Linked DNA regions of Homo sapiens: region 2 is linked to region 1. The links are chromatin contacts, found by Hi-C in ENCODE. All regions are on one chromosome and are shown on one strand. The core of a region is the stretch at or near the end of the contact, and the rest is flanking DNA. Distances in the headings are between cores, read along the strand shown. Region 1 holds the start of FNTB (farnesyltransferase, CAAX box, subunit beta). Region 2 holds the start of ZFYVE26 (zinc finger FYVE-type containing 26).

Region 1 (6,344 bases), core at 1-2,500:
TTGTTTTTTTGTTTTGCTTTTTTTTTTTTTTTGAAACAGGGTCTCGCTCTGCCACCCAGGCTGGAGTGCAGTGGCACAATCATAGCTCACTGCAGCCTCGACTTCTTGGGCTCAAGAGATCCTCCCACCTTAGCCTGTCGAGCAGCTGGGACTACAGGCATGCGCCACCACGCCCGGCTAATTTTTTTGATATTTAATAGAGATGAGGTCTTGCTATGTTGCCCAGGATGTTCTAACTCCTCAAGTGATCCTCCTGCCTCAGCCTCCCAAAGTGCTGGGGTTACAGGCGTGAGCCACCGTGCCCAGCACATGTCTTCTAAAAGCTGCTGTTTCTTCCTTTTTCAGGAGTTCTTTCCCATACTGTTCTTCTGGATGACTCCTCGTCATCCTTCGGATCTCAAATGAAAGGTCATTTAGAGAGGCTTGGCCTGACCATACAATTCAATTAGTTTCTTACCCCTTTAGTCTCTCTCATAGACCCTGTTATTTTCCTTCATCTCATTTATCACAAGTCTTCATATATTTATTGCGTTGGATACATTCAATTCTGTCGATTTTCTTAGAATGTAAGGTTTCCAAGGGAAGGGACTTCGTTTTGTTCACTTTTGTATTCCTAGAACCTAGCACAATGCCTGACACATAGCAGGTGTTCCATAAATATCTGCGGACTGACTGTCTATTTCACTTATCCTTGTTCCTTGTACTGCATTTCAGTTCTCGCTACTGCAGTGTAACCTCCAAGAGACAGGAGAAAATCATAATACCCCCCTCCCTCCATCACTGAGTGATACTGAGACGGCGTCCTTGCACGTTTGAGCAGCTGCTGCCTTCTCCTGGGAGGCTGTCAAGTACCCCAAGGTGCACAATAATTCTTTTAGTAATTGCCTGACTGAGGCAAATCAGTAGAGCTGTCAGAAATGCTTTCAAACTTAACATTCATTGGGTTCTTGGGCACCTGAAATTGCAAACAATTGCATTACAATTAAGTGAGAATTAGCAGAATGTTACAGTTCTTTAACAATTTGCGTAACAAACCGAGGCGTCCTACGCCATCTCGCTGAAATGAAATTCGGATGTAGACACCCTTGCGCTTCAGGACTCTACGCTCTTGCAGCAGCTCCTCTGCCCAATGGGGGGCGGCAGCATCTCAGTAACTCACTCGAAAGACGGGTAGGCGGGAGGAGACATTCGCGTTCAAAATCTTTTTGCCTCTATCCGCTCGCCGTAGCGCTTTAGCCCGCTCGAGTTTCAATGCGCGTTGTTGCTTAACGAAGCAGAGTCCTACACACTGTCTGCTGCTCTCCTGATCATGGCTTCTCCGAGTTCTTTCACCTACTATTGCCCTCCATCTTCCTCCCCCGTCTGGTCAGAGCCGCTGTACAGTCTGAGGCCCGAGCACGCGCGAGAGCGGTTGCAGGACGACTCGGTGGAAACAGTCACGTCCATAGAACAGGTGAGGTGGCAGGACTGGGCGAGGCGCCCGCGCGATGTGTTCTGGGAGCGCGAGTCCCGTTCGTAGGGCCGCCCGGGTGCGGAACTCACCGGGGAACTACGACTCCCACAGCGCACCGCGGTGCCTTTCCTCTGGGAAGCTCCGGGCGCCCAGGCTTGGGCTTCGTCGTGGAGCGTTTGCGCGGCCAGCTTGGGGAAGGGTCGTTTCAAGGTTGGGCTTGGAGGAGAGGGCAGTAGCCGAGTCCCCTCTGCCCTAAAGAACGAGAAGAATCGTGTTCTATGCCTGGAGGACAGAGGCAGCCCGTGCGGGTCGGACAGCCCACTCTGTTCTGCCAGTACTTCGGGAGGTTCTGGGGTGCATAGTGCACTTTTCCCAACCTGCCCTCAGCTTCTGGAGGCAGAGAGCAGGGCCAGGCTGCTGTCATGCCGTTTCACGATCTGTTTAATTTTTGACCTACAGTGCCAGGTTTGGGGGCCCGCCTCGTGGGTGGGCATTTTGGTAGTCATTCAGCCATTTGAGCACCAGCTACGTGTCGGACACAATATTAAACGATGGAAGTACAAGGAAATAAAACAGCTCCTGACCAGGAGCCTGGTTGGGGGACAGGCAGGAAAACAGTTTGGAAAGTGATCTAATAGAAAGAATGGATTTTGGACTACTAATCATTCCCTAAGGCCTAGAAGTAGGATCGAACCTATCATTTTGAAAAGTGTTTGGCGAATGAGTATATATTCATATGCCCAAAACCATAGTTTTGTTTTTCTTCTTATTCCCTAATTGGAATTGTTCCCAAGGTTGCTATGTGGAACTGTTTATCCATCTGTCCCTAGGAGAAGTGGTTAGGATAATTCTTAACACTAATAAATGAACATTCTGCTGCTTACTGAAATAAGATCTCTTAGTGAGATCAGTCTCCAGGCTTTACCTTGGAGAGACCTGTTTTGTATTTCCTACTTTAAGTTGGAAGCCTGTACTTTGGCAAAATTAGTAACAATAATTGTTTTATTGTACAGTTATGACTAAATAGAATTATAAATTTATAACAGAAACAAGGGCTTGATACGTGGTTATTCACAAAGTAGCAGAGAAAATATTTTAACTGGAGATTTAAACTTCATGGAATTTAGGGTAGCAAAGGAAATCCTCACCTCTCGAATCTAGCTAATTCTCCAGGTTGGTTTGCCTACCAGTGTGTCCCAGGGAAGGCTGACTGCAAAAGATTGTAAAGAAATTTCCCATTGATGAAAAACCTACAGGATCTTTGCAGAATTCCTAAATGATGGATTGCTGAGTTGATTCAGGTCAAGTGTTTTACTTATTATCTGACCTTAGACTATGGGATTGCCTTTTTTTTTTTTTTTTTTTTTGAGATGGGGTCTCGCCCTGTTGCCAGGCTGGGATGCACTGGCTTACTGCACCCTCCGCCTCCCGGGTTCACGCCATTCGCCTGCCTCAGCCTCCAGAGTAGCTGAGACTACAGGCGCCCACCACCACGCCTGGCTAATTTTTGTATTTTAGTAGAGACAGGTTTCACCATGTGGCCAGGCTGGTTTTGAACTCCTGACCTCCAGTGATCTGCCCTCCTCGGCCTCCTAGAGTGCTGGGATTACAGTCGTGAGCCACTGCTCCTGGTGCGAGTATCTTTCAAATCTAGACCCAACGGTATGGCAGACAGTAAAGAATCTTATATTTCTTTTTCATGTTGTTATTCCAGCACACATTATTAGAGTCTAGGATGAACAGTTTCAGGTAGTAGGATGATAATGTTGTATCTCATTTTTGTGGCCTTCCTCACTGTTTTAATAATCATGTTAGTGACCATTTATTGAGTCTCAGCACAGTGCTAAATGCTCTCCATATGTGGTATCATTCAATCCTTTCACTTTTTATGGATGAGAAGACTGAGGTTTAGAGACCTACCACATTGGTAGGTTAATGATACATTCATCAAAAGTAACAACCTTGTTAGGAGGAGTTGTTTACAGAGGATATACTAGTACTCTTTCAGTTTTAACTAAAGCTTCCATTTACTGATAGCTCAATTTTGTGCCATTGCCAGTAAAAACAAATTGATGGCTGACACCTGTAATCCCAGCACTTTGGGAGTTCGAGGCGGGAAGATCACCTGAGCCCAAGAGACCAACTTGGGCAACATAGCAAGACCCTGTCTCTACCAAAAAAAAAAAAAAAAAAAAAAGTAGCTGAGCGTGGTGGCATGCACCTGTAGTCCCAGCTACTTGGGAAGCTGAGGTGGGTGAATTGTTTTTGAGCTCAGAAGTTCACAGATGAGCCATGATCGAGCCACGGTACTCTAGCCTGGGCAACAGAGTAAAACCCTGTCTCTTAAAACAAAAAACGACTATACTGATTTTGGTACTGGCCTGGGCAACATAGCAAGACCCTGTGTCTATTTAAGATGAAAGCTTTTCAAATTAAAAAAAAAAACAAACAAAAAATAAATGCTTGTTACCTGCTTCCTATCTGATTATCAGAAGACTCGGTTTATTTGTTAAGCAATAATTTGGTAATAGGAGTTAAACCTATAAATAGTGGAAGGAGTCCTTAGCTGTGAGTCGTCTGTTCCATTCGTTGATTCTCATTCATTCAGCAAATACTTGAGCGCCTTCTACGTGCCAGGCACTGTTCTAGACACTCGGCATAAGTTGTTAAACAAAAGAGGCCAAGTTGATGCCTTTATGAAACTGTTTCTAGGCCAATGAGGCAGTCAATTAAAAGAGTTAATATCTATAGCTATCTCAATATAAAATGTTAATTAGAAACGCTGTGGAGAGTAACACCTTGGGATAGAGGGGATAGGGTGTGTCAGGAATGGGTGGGGTGGGAGCAGGGGAGGTCTTCATATAAGGTGTTAAGGGGAACCCTCTGGTGACAACACATGTGATCTGAGACCTGAAGTCTCAGATGAGGGAGGAAGCCATCATGGATCTGGTGCAAGAGTATTCTGGGCAGAGAAAGCAGCAAGCACAAAGGACCAAGGCAGCAGAATGCCAGGTGAGCAGGGGGCTTAGCAAACCAGAGAGTAGGAGATGGGTCGGATCATGTAGGGTCTCATTGGCCTTTGGAAGTACTTTAAAATACCCTGACTGAGATGGAGAGCCACTTGGCTGTATACCTGCCATTTACTGCCCCAGATTCACTTGGCCCTTTTCTAGCCTGCTCTGTAGATGTGCCCCAGGAGGGGGCCCTGCACTGACAGGTTGCCTTGCTTTATGGCTGCGGGCCATGGGAAGTATTGCTGGGGGTGACCGAGAAGGAGAAGAATGAGACCACTGTATTTCTTCCCTCCTGCAGGCTTGTGTGGGGTGGGGTTTCCTTAGACTTAAGGTCACATTTCCTGTCATGTGCCTTCTCTGCGGAGCTCTTTGTCTCCCTCCCTCTCCATCCTTCACACCTTCAGGTCTATGAGGAGTTCAGGTACCCCTGATTTACCAGCTCCAGATACTGCATTTTCTCTTGTGGTTTCCCTACACCTGCCCACATCTTTGTAAATAGTTCCTTTATAAACTCTCCTCAAATCACCCACTTTGTGCCATCTGTTTCCTGCCAGGACTTAGACTGATCCATGATCAGAGAGTTTTGAGCAGGGGAGTGACACAGTCTGACTAGCATTTTAACAGGCTCATTTAGGTTACTGTCAAGAGTAGATGGTGGGGAGTGAGGGTGGATACAGGGAAACCAGTTAGGAGGCTATTGCAGTATCCTGGGAGAGAGGTGACGGTGGCTTAGCTCACAGTGACGGTAGTGGAGGTAATGAGAAATGGTCAGCTCTGGATATTTTTATGAAGGTCTCTACCTTGCTAAGCTGTTTTGTTAATGCAGATGCAGGGAGGGCCTTTCATGACACTAGAGAACAAGACATGGTTGTATTGTTAGTGCCTGCCTTCCTTATTGTGCCATCTGGAATCATCCCATTGCAGACACTCTGATTCAGGCCAGTAGGTTAATACTGATAGTCTCAGAGGTAGCAGCCTTGCCAAAAACAGGTGTTTACAAAAGATACTACTGTTTTTCTTTGAGTTTGTCTTTGAACAGAGGCAAACGCGTCCTCCACTTTAAATGGCATGGTGTCATTGAACCATTGGCATGGTTCATTGTCAATGAAGTGACTTGAACTCTGAGGGGAATATAAGAGAATTATTAGTCTTGATCCCTGCCCTCAAAATTCTTTTATCTTAGAGAGATAAAAAAGAATATGCTGTAAGGCCGAGTGCGGTGGCTCACTCCTGTAATCCCAGCACTTTGGGAGGCTGAGGCTGGCGGATCACTGGAGGTCAGGAGTTTGAGACCAGCCTAGCCAACATGGTGAAACCTCATCTCTACTAAAAAAATACAAAAATTAGCTAGGCGTGGTGGTGTGCACCTGTAATACCAGCTACTCAGGACACTGAGGCAGGTGAATCTCTTTAACCTGGGAGGCGGAGGTTGCAGTGAGCCGAGATTGCACCATTGCACTCAAGCCTGGGTGACAGAGCAAGACTCCATCTCAAAAAAGAAAAAAATAAGAAGAATATGCTATAGGCAGTCACAGAGTGCTAAATTATAACTGCTTTGCACGAGGATTTTGGGGAGTTGAAAAGCCATCTGTGTGGGCTGAGGTGGTCAGGATGACTTCATGGAGAACGTGGAACTGGGTGGGCTGTAAAAAATAGAGTTTGGGGCAGCCATTCAAGGAGGGAGAGCTGTTTTGAGGGAAGACTCAGGCTTGACTGGGGGCGTTAAGATGGCTTACCAGGAACGGAGGGTGCAGGTTGGATGTGGTAGGAAATGAGGTGAGCTGGGCGGGTGGGCCCCTATCAGGGTATTAAGAGGCAGGTGATGTGCTGGCTTCAGGTTCGGGCAGTGGGCCACCACATATCCTAAGGAGGGACCA
Region 2 (5,966 bases), core at 1,923-4,422, 2.8 Mb after region 1:
AACATACTTCTAAAAGGACTTTTAATGGAAGTTTATCTTTAAAAAAGGTAATTCCTTACCAGGTTTTTTTTTTCAATATTAATTTGCTTACTTGTTTTTATATCTGGTAATTTTCTGTTCAATTCATGTGAATTATTAAACTATGAATTAATGGAATTTGAATCTATGAGATGTCATGGAATTAGGCTAGTTAAAATATGATTTTTGGAAGAAAAACCAAGTTTCAGCTCAGCCCATTCTCTATTACTTAAATGTTGAATAGATCCAAATGTTACAGATTCATATTTTATTTGCTATTTTGTTACCTTCACTGAGTTTCCAAAAGTTCTCTTTAGGCACAAGACTCATGGTGGTATTTAACAAACAGTAATATATGCCAATGTATATTAGTGCATTAATGAATGAATTTAGGTAAGGAGACAGCAATAAAAATTTAAGCCATTCTTTGAGAATGAGTATGATGAATTTAATGATAAAGGAAGTAACAGACAGAAGGGAAATCCCACAACTACTTTCAAGTTCTTCTCAGTCCTGGCCTCGGAGGAAAATTTAATATAAACCTACTTACCTTTTCCCGGGCCAACCATTTCTCCAGTACAAGAAGCCAGACCCAGGCTACTCTTTGAGGGTTGATGTCCTGCCCACATCTGAAAAAGGTAAAAAGAAAGACTTGTAAAAAAGAGTTTCTACTGATCTTTCATCTTTTGTCATCCAAGACAGATTTCATTGCTTATTCTGTTTTAAACCTGAACAGGCAAGACACTGCCCTAATGAGATATTTTTAAATGTATATGACAGTTCAGTAAAACATTGGAACCAGGCCAGGCAAGGTGGCTCACACCGGTAATCTCAGCACTTTGGGAGGCTGAGGTGGGTGGATCACCTGTGGTCACGAGTTCGAGACCAACCTGGCCAACATAATGAAACCCCATCTCTACTAAAAATACAAAAATTAGCCAAGTGCGGTGGCAGGCGCCTGTAGTCCCAGCTACTCGGGAGGCTGAGGCAGGAGAATCGCTTGAACCTGGGAGGCGGAGGTTGCAGTGAGCCTAGATCATGCCACTGCACTCCAGCCTGGGTGACAGAGCAAGACTCTGTCTCCAAAACAAACAAACAAACAAACAAACAAACAAACAAATCAGAACCAGAACAGAGCTAGCAGCTTTCATAAAAAGCCTTAATCTCACCTCCACCTCCTTATCTTAGTTTAAAATAAAATAATATTCGAGAAAACCATAATAGCTAATACTATCTGAAGCATATTTTTAATACAGAAAGTGAATCAGACAGTCTTAAAAAAGGAACTTCATACAAATTTATTTTTAACTATATGCTAAAAACAGGACTTTAGGAATTCATAAGCCTTTCTTTGAAGTTAGGAATTTAGACGGTAACTGGCTAGATCTCAAATTAAAGGAGAAAAAGAAAAGGAAGGGATCACTTAAGTTTCTCCATCGTATATGTGCTAATACAATATGTAAACAGTATAGCATAACAGTCAAAGGAAGGAAAACCCAAGGAAAGACTTAAAACGGTACATTTGACTCCTACATCACCAGTGGTTACTAGCATCACCAGGAGGAACTTCATTGAAAATCAAGGATGGAGAACTGTGGTTGCCAGGGAACAAGGAGGGGTTGTTGTATAAATACAAAGAGGTAGCACCAAGGAGTGAGGGAATTCTTTTGTGGTAATGGAACAGTTCTGATCCTTATTACAGTGGGATTACATGAATCTATATATGGATAAAACTGCATAAAACTACAAATGAAAAAATGAAGGCAGATTAAGAAAATGCTGAAAACCAAATAAACTCTGTAGTGTCATTTAAAGTAATGTGCCAATGTCAATTTCATGGTTTTGATATTGTACTACAGCTGTATGAGACGTCGCAATTGGGGCAGACTGGGAAAAGGATACGCTGGACTCCATTATTTTTGCAGCTTCTTGTGAGACTGCAATTATTTCGAAATAAAAAGTTTTAAGTAAAGCGACAACAATATTTTCAATCTCATAAGCAAGAAGAGAGCAGGGTTTGCTTTTTTGGAGGCAAAGAAAATAGTTTTCAATGCAGTTCCACCATCTATATTAACGAGGATAAACAAGAAATGGCAGTTTCAGGCACACTTTGGCAGCCAGGCTTACATTCAGTTGCAGATGATAATCAAAAGCCAATATTGACTAAGTAATGGATGTATACTATAGAGGTAAAATTTCAGAGCACGTGAAATACACTGTGCCTCTGCTTATTCTTCAGAGGGTAGTTGAGTGGGGGCACATTGACCAATGCCCAAATATTGAACCACATGTCTCTCACCCTGGGACCGTCTGGTAGGAAAAGAGATCCCTTACCTCAGCAGATTTGGACACACCACCAATGCCTGAAGTATGTCTTCTACCCTCTTTGGGATATCCCCTTGTCCCTCCTGTAGCTGAGGTACACATGCCTGTGCCAGCTCCCATTCTCCCCTCCGCAGGCATTCGCAGAAAAATCCAAAAAGCTGCTTCTGCGAAGCAGCTTCCTCTTTTCCAAATGGATGATTCATTTTCCCAGCACAGAGTGCAGGGAGATACAAAGAAATGAGTTATGCCGAACACATTCTCAATGTTCTCATTCGCGGAGTACCTCCTAGAAACAACACAACGCCAGTGAGAAGAAACAGAAGGCACTGTATTAAGACAAAGCAGCAACTACTGGTCCGCCTGGGAAAGGCGGGACTTGCTTGCCTAAGTATCGTTTTCAGTTTAATTTCCCACGTTACTTTTTGAAAACACTTTCTTCAAGGGGTGGATCCCATCTCTTCACGCGGATTCCTATATTTAATAATATTAATAGTCATATTTGCTCCGGGCGCAGACCCATAACTCTACGTCCGTATTCCCTACTGAACGTTATGCCCAGTCTTGACTCCAAATCCCCAGGTGGTCGCCTCCTCAAGAATGAGAAATTCAGCAGGAACCTCCCTAGTTTGAGCCCTCTGTTAAGGCAGAGGATTGACGACCAGGAGACGAATCTGTGTCATAAGTGGAAAGCAGTGTGGGGGTGGGCCGCAGGGACGCTCTCTGCGGGGGTCGTGGAGAGGGGCCCCTCCCTCTCAGGGGTGTCTTACACTCACCTGCTCCCGGCGCCCAAAGCAATAGAGCTCTCAGCGCAGCCATGTTTGAGCCGAGTCAGGTGACAGAACCCACTCCGAACAGCGGTGGTGGGGGTGGTGACAAAGACTGAAAGCCCCACTCCTATTGGCTCAAGGCAGGGAAGATGAAAATTAAGTGCCATATTTGTTTGAGTCACGTGACGCCACCTCTCCGGGAGTAGGGAAAGCTAGAAAGCTCGGAAAGAGGAAATCAGCTACCTGGCTGCGGACCATCTCCCTCAATTGTGACAGCTCCGGCGCTCAATACTTTCAGTTCTGCATTCGGCCGAGCAGGTGGCAGGAAGAACTGTGACCCTGGATTTTTTTTTTTCTTCCACTCTCTTATCTCCTTAACATGTGAAGTCAACATTTATTGAACGCCAACCAGTGATGGTGTTTTGCCAGGCGCGGGGGATACCCGGAGCTAGGAGAACTGGGTTCTCCTCCATTATTATTCTATCTACTGGGCTCTTTTGTTCCGGAACTCTGCGGTCTGAATTTCCATATTCTTCTGCTTCACTCCATTCATTTATTTGCACATTTACCCTACAACTGTTAATTGAACGGTGTGCTAGGCTTTATTTTATTTTTTTAGAGACAGAGTCTCTCTGTCGCTGGAGTGCGGTGGTGTGATCTCGGCTCATGGCAGCCTCGAACTTCCTGGATCAAGTAATCCTTAAGCCTCAGCCTTCCTGTAGTAGCTGGGACTAGAGGCGCGCGCCACTACACCGGGCTTAGGCCCTATTCTCTAAGTTGAGTAAATGGAGGTCCTTCTTCTCAAGGGAGATGCAGGCCAAAAATTAGGAGACGGTGGGCTAAATTATAAGACAGAAGTATGCATAAGAGATCAGAGAGCAAAGAATGAGCAAAGGCTTTTTCGCAAACACAATAATCTGAAACCAAGTCTTTTGTTTTGAGACAGAGTCTCGCTCTGTCTCCCAGGCTGGAGTGCAATGGCGCGATCTCGGCTCGCTGCAACCTCCGTCTCCCGGGTTTAAGCGATTCTCCTGCCTCAGCCTCACTGTGTAGCTGGGATAAGCGATTCTTCTGCCTCAGCCTCACTGAGTAGCTGGGATTTACAGGCGCGCGCCACCACACCCGGCTAATTTTTGTATTTTTAATAGAGACAGGGGTTCACCATGTTGGCCAGGCTGGTCTCGAACTCCTGACCTCAGGCAATCCGCCCACCTCGGCCTCCCAAAGTTCTGGGATTACGGGCGTGAGCCACCGTTCCCAGCCTGAAACCAACTCTTGAAGTAACGGCTTACTAGGTTTGCTCACCACAGCTGCCTTACACCAAGCCTTTTGTTTGGTTTCCCTGGTGTGCTTTAATCACAGACTCTCAGCTTTCCTCACTATGTGTGTTTCAGGTTTAGTAATTTCATTCAGCATTTCCCAAACTATTTAATCACCAAAGGGTGGTGAAAAGAGCAAGTTAAAACAAACAAAACGTTTTCTTCCAAAAACTCTTCTGTGATTGGTGGATTGTCCTCGATTCCTGAGAAAAGTAACATGGCTTTCTGGCCCATTAAGGTTTTTTTTTTTTTTGAGGCAATGTCTGGCTCCTCTCACCTCAGCCTCCCAAGTAGCTGGGATCACAGGTGCCTGCCACCATGTCTGGCTAATTTTTGTATGTTTAGTAGAGGCGGGGTTTCGCCATGTTGGCCAGGCTGGTTTCGAAATCCTGAGCTCAAGTGATCTGCCTGCCTCAGCATTCCGAAGTGAAACCGCCTTTGCAAAATTATAACTGAGGAAATTATGACAGTGAAAGAAATCAGACCTAACCGACTCTATCTTGCTTCTAACCGTTAAGCTGTCCTTGTTCATTCCTGGGCGTAGGCTGAACTAACTTTGGGGAGGAATTCAGTTCATGGTTTGACTCTGAAACAAAATTGATAACAGCCCTTTCCGAAAAGACCCACTTCTTGCCTGGGGACCAGTCTGCCTTTGCAGGACTAACAAATTAGCTACAAGTTTAGAAATTACAGTTTAGAGGTCATGCAGCCTCTGGCTCCAAGAGTCTGAACCTCCCCAAATTGCTCCCGGGGGTGACATCACTATTGCAAGCCCTAAGATCAGTGCTTGAGATATTTTGTAGACCCTGCACTCCATGGATCAGCTGACACCACTCAGACCAGTAATTTGGCGCAACCAGTTTTGCCATCACACCCAGGAACAGAAGACATTAAGAAAACCTCACTTCGACCCCTTATGATTCCATCTCCAACCTGACCAATCAGCACTCCCCACTTCCTAAGCCCCTACCAGCCAAATTATTGGTAAAAACTCCGATCCGCAAATGCTCGGGACAACTGATTTAAGTAACAATAAAACTTCAGTCTTCCGCACAGCTGGCTCTGCGTGAATTACTCTTTCTGCATTGCAATTCCCCTGTCCTGATAAATCGGTTCTGTCTAGGCAGCTGGTAAGGTGAACCCATCGGGCAGTTTCAAAAGTGCTGGGATTACAGGCATGAGCCACCGCGCCCAGCCTATTTTTTGTATTTTTTTGTAGAGGCGGAGGGGTGGGGGAGGGTGTCTCACTATGTTGCCAAGGCTAGTCTCGAACTCCCAGGCTCAAGTGATCCTCCCGCCTCGGTCTCCCAAAGTGCTGAAATTACGGGCGTGAGCCACTGCGTCTGGCCCCTTTAAGCCATTGTGAAAAGTGATGATACACGAAAAAAAAGATTTCCAGGGCCGAGAGCGGTGGATCACGCCTGTAATCCCAGCGCTTTGGGAGGCCGAAGCGGGCGGATCACGAGGTCAGGAAATCGAGACCATCCTGGCTAACACGGTGAAACCCCGTCTCTACTAAAAATACAAAAAAATTAGC

What was found. A loop is a pair of places that touch in the nucleus more often than their neighbours do. Pooled maps may share reads with other maps.
Region 2: a loop to region 1 is called in a map of B cell, with 12 times the contacts of the local background. The contact joins the promoter of ZFYVE26 here to the promoter of FNTB in region 1. A Hi-C loop is called at or near these places in 2 of 168 maps with a recorded cell type or tissue (B cell and CD8-positive, alpha-beta T cell) and 5 of 50 pooled maps.

Annotation. Positions count from the first base shown.
Region 1 is chr14:64,985,645-64,991,988 of GRCh38, forward strand. It overlaps FNTB (farnesyltransferase, CAAX box, subunit beta), which reads left to right and starts at 1,251. Exons shown (of 12, transcript NM_002028.4): 1 at 1,251-1,453. The coding sequence starts at 1,310. All of the region lies in intron 3 of CHURC1-FNTB (CHURC1-FNTB readthrough), which reads left to right. LOC107984655 (a long non-coding RNA gene) reads right to left here and starts at 1,469. Exons shown (of 2, transcript XR_001750792.2): 1 at 1,036-1,469; 2 at 1-955. RefSeq lists an enhancer at 4,884-5,003.
Region 2 is chr14:67,813,418-67,819,383 of GRCh38, forward strand. It overlaps ZFYVE26 (zinc finger FYVE-type containing 26), which reads right to left and starts at 3,173. Exons shown (of 42, transcript NM_015346.4): 1 at 3,117-3,173; 2 at 2,353-2,629; 3 at 569-647. The coding sequence starts at 2,546. RefSeq lists enhancers at 3,385-3,554, 3,605-3,704.